Regions from separate parts of the Homo sapiens genome. Here region 1 is linked to region 2. Evidence: chromatin contacts called from ENCODE Hi-C or POLR2A ChIA-PET data. All regions are on one chromosome and are shown on one strand. Each heading gives the region's core, a stretch centred on a gene start or an enhancer-like site at or near the end of the contact. The rest is flanking DNA. Distances are from core to core; before and after follow the strand shown.

The links. Hi-C counts contacts between places; a loop is a spot of excess contacts on that map. ChIA-PET counts read pairs that join two places held with the same protein, here RNA polymerase II (POLR2A). Pooled maps may share reads with other maps.
Region 1: a map of naive thymus-derived CD4-positive, alpha-beta T cell shows a loop between it and region 2 (7-fold over the local background). The contact joins two enhancer-like sites. A Hi-C loop is called at or near these places in 3 of 168 maps with a recorded cell type or tissue (PC-9, endothelial cell of hepatic sinusoid and naive thymus-derived CD4-positive, alpha-beta T cell) and 14 of 50 pooled maps. POLR2A ChIA-PET finds 5 or more read pairs at or near these places in 11 of 52 experiments (A549, AG04450, B cell and 8 more).

The regions. Positions count from the first base shown.
Region 1 is chr20:5,672,224-5,675,966 of GRCh38, forward strand. No RefSeq gene overlaps it. Among named protein-coding and RNA genes, the nearest start is that of GPCPD1, 63 kb to the left of the region's middle. Within about 2 kb of position 2,253, at least 6 of the 41 ENCODE cell types and tissues checked have a DNase peak (open chromatin) inside an H3K27ac peak, as active enhancers do.
Region 2 is chr20:5,712,285-5,715,905 of GRCh38, forward strand. No RefSeq gene overlaps it. Among named protein-coding and RNA genes, the nearest start is that of SHLD1, 36 kb to the right of the region's middle. RefSeq lists a silencer at 2,299-2,593. Within about 2 kb of position 1,792, at least 5 of the 41 ENCODE cell types and tissues checked have a DNase peak (open chromatin) inside an H3K27ac peak, as active enhancers do.

The DNA of each region.
Region 1 (3,743 bases), core at 1,003-3,502, 40 kb before region 2:
CAACAAGAGCAAAACTCCGTCTCAAATAAATAAATAAATAAAAAATAAATATAAAAAAGTGATCTTATATTAGTCTGTTCTCATGCTGCTATAAAGAACTTCCCTAGACTGGGTAATTTATAAGGGAAAGAGGTGTAACTGACCCACGGTTCCACATGACTGGGGAGGCCTCAGGAAACTTACAATCATGGCAGAAGGGGAAACAAGCCGTCTTACGTGGCAGCAGGTGAGGCCGGGGGTGTGGGGAGAGGGAGAGAGCACGTGTAAGCACAGGAAAAACTACTCTTTAAAACCGTCAGATCGCATGAGAACTCACTATCATGAAAACAGCACGGGGGAACTGCCCCCATAATCCAATCACCTCCTACCAGGTCTCTCCGTTAACGCCTGGGGATTACAAGTCAAGATGAGATTTGGGTGAGAACACAAAGCCTAATCATATCAGATCTGTTTTTATTTTATTTTATTTTATTTTATTTTATTTTATTTTATTTTATTTTATTTTATTTATTATTTTATTTTATTATTTTATTTTATTATTTTATTTTATTTTATTTTATATTTTATTTTATTTTATTTTGAGAGGGAGTCTAACTCTGTCACCCAGGCTGGAGCGCAGTGCCGCGACCTCCGCTCACTGCAAGCTCCGCCTCCCGGGTTCCCGCCATTCTCCTGCCTCAGCCTCCAGAGTAGTGGGGACTACAGGCGCCCACCACTACGCCCGGCTAATTTTTTATATTTTTAGTAGAGACGGGGTTTCACCTGTGTTAGCCAGGATGATCTCGATCTCCTGACCTCGTGATCCGCCCGCTTCGGCCTCCCAAAGTGCTGGGATTACAGGCGTGAGCCACCGCACCCGGCCATATCTGTTTTTAAATATACATAATATTGAATTATATCTGTTCTTATGTTTAAAGTACTAGTAGGAAATACCCAAAATATTAATAATCTTTGTAACTGAGGGATAGGTTTATACTTGATTTTTACTTTTACTTTTCATTTATCTGTAGTGCCTATATTGTCTACAATAAACATGTATTATATATTTACTTTTGTTGTAAGGAACAAAGGTTTTTCTAAAAGTGGGGAGTGAGACTTAACCCCTGAACTCCCCCCAAAAAGACCATTGAATTTGTTTTCATGAGAATTAAACATTTCTTGAGTCAAAGACACCAAAAGTGAACTTAACAGCAGATGAACTGAGAAAAAGTATTTACAATGTGCAGAGCAGAAAAAGAGTTTTATTTTTCTGAAAACATTTTTATTTATTTATTTATTTTGAGACAGGGTCTCACTTTGTCACCCAGGCTGCAATGCAGTGCTATTATCTCAGCTCACTGCAGCCTTGACCTCCTGGGTTCAAGTGATCCTCTAACCTCAGCCCCCCAAGTATCGGGGACTACAGGTGCACGCACCACCGCACCCAACTAATTATTTGTATTTTTTGTAGAGACAGATTTTCGCTATGTTGCCCAGGCTCAAACTTCTGGGCTACAGCAATCTGCCCACCTTGACCTCCCAAAGTGCTAGGATTACAGGCATGAGCCACCATGCTTGGCCAGGAAAAGAATTTTAATCATTATATACATATACGTGTGTGTGTGTGTGTGTATACATATATATAAAACAAGTCAATAAGAAAAATAAAAACAATCAATAGAAAATTGAACAAAAGATAACAGCAATTTACAGAAGTTGAAGAAAAAAGTCCAATAAATATATGAAAAGATTTTAATCTCATTAAAAACGAAGGAAATAGAGGTCACAACCATTAATAAAATATTTTTTGCCAAAAAAATTTTTTTTGCTTATCACTTTAGAAAATACCTTAAAAATCACTAGCAATCAGAGTTTGTGAGGATGGTTATTCTCGCTAATAATACCAACCATCTATGTGTATACCTACTGTTGGTGGAACTGAAAATTGGCAGAGCCCTTTCTGAAAAGAACTTAGTGGTATATGTCAATACTTTAGGTATGCATGCCCTATGACACAGTGGTTCCAATTTCAGGTATCTATTCCAGAGAAATATTTGCCCATGTGCATGAAGAGGTGTGTACAAGAAGAGGCATGAGTCATAAAGCACTGGAAACAACACAAATGTCTAGCATGGAAGAATGGTTATGTAAACTATGATTGGTCTGTTCTATTGAAAAACCACACAGCACCTAAAACAATTAGAAAGACCTATATGTGGTGACATGGCAAGATAGAGCAACATAGCTCAGGGGTAACCACTGAGGGCCTGTCTGGATTCAAATCATGTTTCTGAAACTTCCTGTCTGTCAGACCTTGGAGAAGCCGCCTAAAGCGCTCTAAGTTTCCACTTCCCCATTTGTAAAATCGGAAAGATAGTATTATGTGCCTCCTAGGGCTGTTAATGAGAATTAAATGGGGCAATACATGCACTGTGTTTTTTTTTTTTTTTTTTTTTTGAGACAGGGACTTGCTCTATCATCTAGAGTAGAGTGCAGTGGCATTATCATGGCTCATTGCAGCCTTGACCTCCCAGGTTCAAATGATCCTCCTACCTCAGCCTCCTGGGACTGTAGCTGGGAATACAGGAGTGCACCACTGTGCTTGGCTAATTTTTATTTTTTTGTAGAGATGGGATCTTGCTATGTTGCCCAGGGTAGTCTCGAACTCCTGGGCTCAAGTGATCCACCCGCCTCAGCATCCCAAAGTGCTGGGATTAGAGGTATTAGCCACTTTGCCTGGCCATACACAACATTTTGAACTGTGTGTGTCTCACAGTAATTTATCAATAAAAATACAAACTTTTGCATATTAGAGAAAAGCAAGTTGTAGAACACCAAACATGATATCAAAGCCTTAATACTAAAGGTAATATATGTGGGTATGCCTATATATGCATAGAAAATGGCCCAGTAGAAAACATGTCTCATTAATAGCGGTGTTTATTTCTGATAAAGGAAAGGACTGGGATAAGGCTGGGGTAGGAAAGCTGTCATATCAACTCTACACTTCAGTATTATTTACTTTTTTACAGAAATAAATGTAACTTGTTTGCTGCATGCAGGCACTTGCATGCGCACGCGCGCACACACACACACACACACACACACACATATGCATACACCAGTTACCTTGGGCAAGGCAATATAGGCTTTGACTCTAGTTTGAAGATTTCAAGAGTACCAAATGTTTTACTCAAGGAATTTGAGCAATTGTGCAATTTTCAACAGTGTTTTGTGTCTATTTTGGCTACACAGAGAACTTCCTCAACAACATGGAAACAGACGAGTTTAGATTGTAGTTAACAAGAATAATTTGCAGAAATAGAAAGAAGCAAATAATCTGTTCTGTTAATAACACTCATCTGTCACCCATGCAATGCCTTTCACAGTTGACTGAGAGCCAATTTTATCTTGCTGTCACATAGAGTGTCCTTTTTATCATTGCAGTTGCACACTTCCCACAATCTTTAGGCAAAGAGGCGGAACTGCCTCATCTACGTGTATAGAAGTTATCTTGTTGCCCGGGTTGGAGTGTGCAGTGTGCAGTCTTGCCTCACTGCAGCCTTGACCTCCTGGGTTTAAGCAATCCTCCTGCCTCAGCCTCCTGAGTTTCTAGGACTACATACATGCCACCATGCTGGGCTAATTAAAAAAAATTTTTTTTGTAGAGATAGGGTCTTGCTATGTTGCCCAGGCTGCTCTCAAACTCCTGGCTTCAAGTGATTCTCCCACCTCAGCGTTCTAATATGTAGGGATTATAGGTG
Region 2 (3,621 bases), core at 542-3,041:
GTGCCACCATGCCCAGCTAATTTTTGTATTTTTAGTAAAGACGGAGTTTCACCATGTTGGCCAATCTGGTCTTGAACTCCTGACCTCAAGTGATCCTTCTGCCTTGGCATCCGAAAGTTCTGGGATTACAGGCATGAGCCACTGCACCCCGCCTATTTTTGTTTTGTATACTGAATGCTTATTTAAAATTACTCACATATATAGCAATTATTTGCTCTTTATTCCTTCTTGCACCTCTGATTTTCATTTTGGATCATTTTCATTCTCCCGAAATAATGCCTGTTAGATTTTCCTTTAATGCATGTTTGCTGGTGGTTGAAGTCTTCTTGTTCAGTTTGTCTAAAATGTTTTTATGTTGCCTTTTACCCCCAACTTGTACTTGTAATTGCCTTTGTTCTGGAAGGATACTTTTGTCGTCAGTAGGATTCTACATTGGCAGTTATTTTCTTTCAGCCAACTGAAGATATAATTCCATTCTCTTCTAGCTCCTGTAAATAAGTCTTTTGAAAGGAATCTCTTTTTCCTGTGAATACTTTAAAATTGTTCTCTTTGGTTTCTGAAGTGTCTTCATAACATATCTAGGCGTTAATTTAAAAAAATTTATACTCTTTGGGATTTGTTAGGCTTCATGAATCTGTGGGTTGATGTCCTTCATTAGTTCCAAGAATTCTTAGGTATATATTTTTTCAAATGTTGCTTCTGCCTCATTCTTTGTCTTTTCTTCTTCTAAGACTCGGGTTAAATATATACTAGACCTTCTTCCATTATCCTCTAGATCTCCTCTCAAGTCTTGTGTGCTTTATGTCTTTTTGTCTTTCCGCGCTATATCCTGGATAGTTTCTTCTGACCTATCTTCTACTTTATGAATTATCCTTTCAGTTGTATCAAATATGTTTATTCCATCTGCTATGGACTGAATTGTGCACCCCTATATTCATATGTTGAAGCCCTAACCCACAATATGACTGTGTTTGGAGACAGGTCCTATATAAGGAGGTAATTAAGATTAACTTCAGTTATAAGGGTGGGTACCTGTTCTGATAGGATTCATGCACTTAAAGCAGAGACACCAGAAAGCTCACTTTCTCTCTCTCTGCCATGCAGAGAGAAGGTGGCTATTTGCAGCCTCATTAGAAACCCTAGCAGAACCTTGATCTTGGACTTTCCAGCCTCTAGAATGGAGTCTCCCTCAGAATTATTGTCTGATAAAATAATTTATGTTTTTAAACCACACAATCAGCTGGGTGCAGTGGCTCATGCCTGTAATCCCAGCACTTTGGGAGGCCAAGGTGAATGGATCACTTGAGTCCAGTAATTTGACACCAGCCTGGACAATATAGCAAAACCTCATCTCTACAAGAAATGACAACAACAACAACAAAATTAGCCGGGAGTGGTGGCACACACCTGTAATACCAGCCACTTGGGAGGCTGAGGCACAAGAATCATTTGAACCTAGGAGGCAGAGGTTGCAGTGAGACACGATCAGGCCACTGCACTCCAGTCTGGGTGACAGAGTGAGACTCAAAAGAAAAAGTAAAATGTTTTTTAAAAATGAAAGAATAGGCATTTAAACTTTTACCCGGGAAATTTCTTTTTCTTTCTTTTTTTCTTTTTCTTTTTCTTTTTTTTTTTTTTTTTTTTTTTTTTTTTTTTTTTTTGAGGCAGGGTCTTGCTCTGCCCCGAGGTTGGAGTGCAGTGATGTGATTATGGCTCCCTGCAGCCTCAACTTCCCAGCCTCAAGTCATCTTCCCACCTCAGCTCCTGAGTAGCTGGAACTACAGGCACATACCACATGCCCAGCTAACTTTTTTATTTTTTGTATAGATGGGTCTTACTATATTGCCCAGGCTGGTCTCGAGTTCTTTGGCCGCAAGAGATCCTCCCACCTCAGCCTCCCAAGGTACTGAGATTACAGGTGTGAGCCACTGTGCCTGGCCAGAACTCTCACTATACAGTCCTATCCATTTACAGCCCTTTGCCTACATGTCCTTAGATCTGTGTTTCCCAGATTTTCCCATAAATTCCCTGCAACCTTCCTTTTGACCTTGAGTGCTCTACACAGTCATCCCATTTCTAGTTCATCTATAGGAATAGTGGAGTTGACAGCAAATAATGTTTTTCAACTGCTTGAATATTAGAGTCCTTCTCCCTTGTACAGCAATATATGTCTATGATGAAGCTTAGTAAAATAGCTGTAGAACGAATTCGGAGATAAAATTACAGGAACTCTATAACAGCACATGTGGCTTTTCTCTGTCTCTGAATCTACCTCTTCTGGAAATGAACAGGAGTAACTTAGGTGAGCTCACAAACATAGCTACTACCATGCAGTATGTACCCTTACACCACCCCTGCCCCCACTCCCACTGTAGTTTCCTGGGCTTTAGTCTGTTCTAAGTTCTTTGATGCTTGTGAAGCTACTTCTGCTGACTTTGTTGACACTGACATTGTTACCATGGTTACCAGGGAAGTCAGACAATATACTGAAGGGGAGTTGCTTCCTGCCCTAACCAGGACAAAGACACTATAACCTTTGAGGTTGCTGGTGTATCCGTGTCCTCAGTGAAGAATTCATGTATGAGCTGAGGTTGCCAAAGAAGCAGGGAAGCTTTCTTCCCCCTCCTTTGCCTCACACTCTGTTACACTGAGTTAGAAGACATTTACCTGTGAAAACCACAATGACACACTGTTCTACCTAAGAGGCTGGCAAGATCAAAATGACTGATAAACTGTATCAGAAAGGGCGTGGAAAAACAGATATTGTTGGTGGAATGTAAATGGACATAATCTCTTTAGGAGAACAATTTGGGCATCCATACCGTTTGATGGAGCAACTTTATCCCTAATTTATAGCGCAACGTGTGCAAAACAAGCACATGGATAGAATAGTCAATGTGGCAGCATCTGTAAGTCGAAGATTAGAAACAATGGGACAGCACACTCAGTGTGGCCTTTCCATGTGCCATTGGCTCCACTCCCAGTTCACCTGCAGCCAGGGAGGAAGGTTCTGTATGTGCTGACAAGGCTCCCCACCTCAAGCCACCTGCAGCACCCTCAAGGGAAATCTTCAACCAGTGATAATGAAAGATGACGCATGTCTTAGTCTACTCAGGCTGCCATAACAAAATACTAAACACTATGTGGCTTAAACAACACAATTTTATTTGCTCACAGTTCTTGATTCTAGAAGTCCAAGATCAAGATTCTGGCTGATCTGGTTTCTGATGAAGGCTTTCTTCCTGGCTTGCAGGAAAGGCCATGTGAGGAGGTCTTAGTGAGAAGGCCTTAGTGCATGCACATGGGAAGAGAGAGCAAGCTGTCCAGTGTCTTTTCTCATAAGGGCACTAATCCTATCAGATCAGGGCCCCACCCTTATGATCTCAGATAACCTTATGCTTGACCCTTGAACAACACAGGGGCTAGGGACATCAACCCCTCACACAGTTGAAAACTCACATATAACTTTTGATTCCTCAAAAACTTAACTACCTCAAGGAATTAGGACATGGAAAAATAAAACTAACTACTAATAGACCATTGTTTGTTGACCAGAAGCCTTATAGATGGCCTTACAGATAACATAAACAGTTGGTGTGTGTTATATGTATTATATACTGT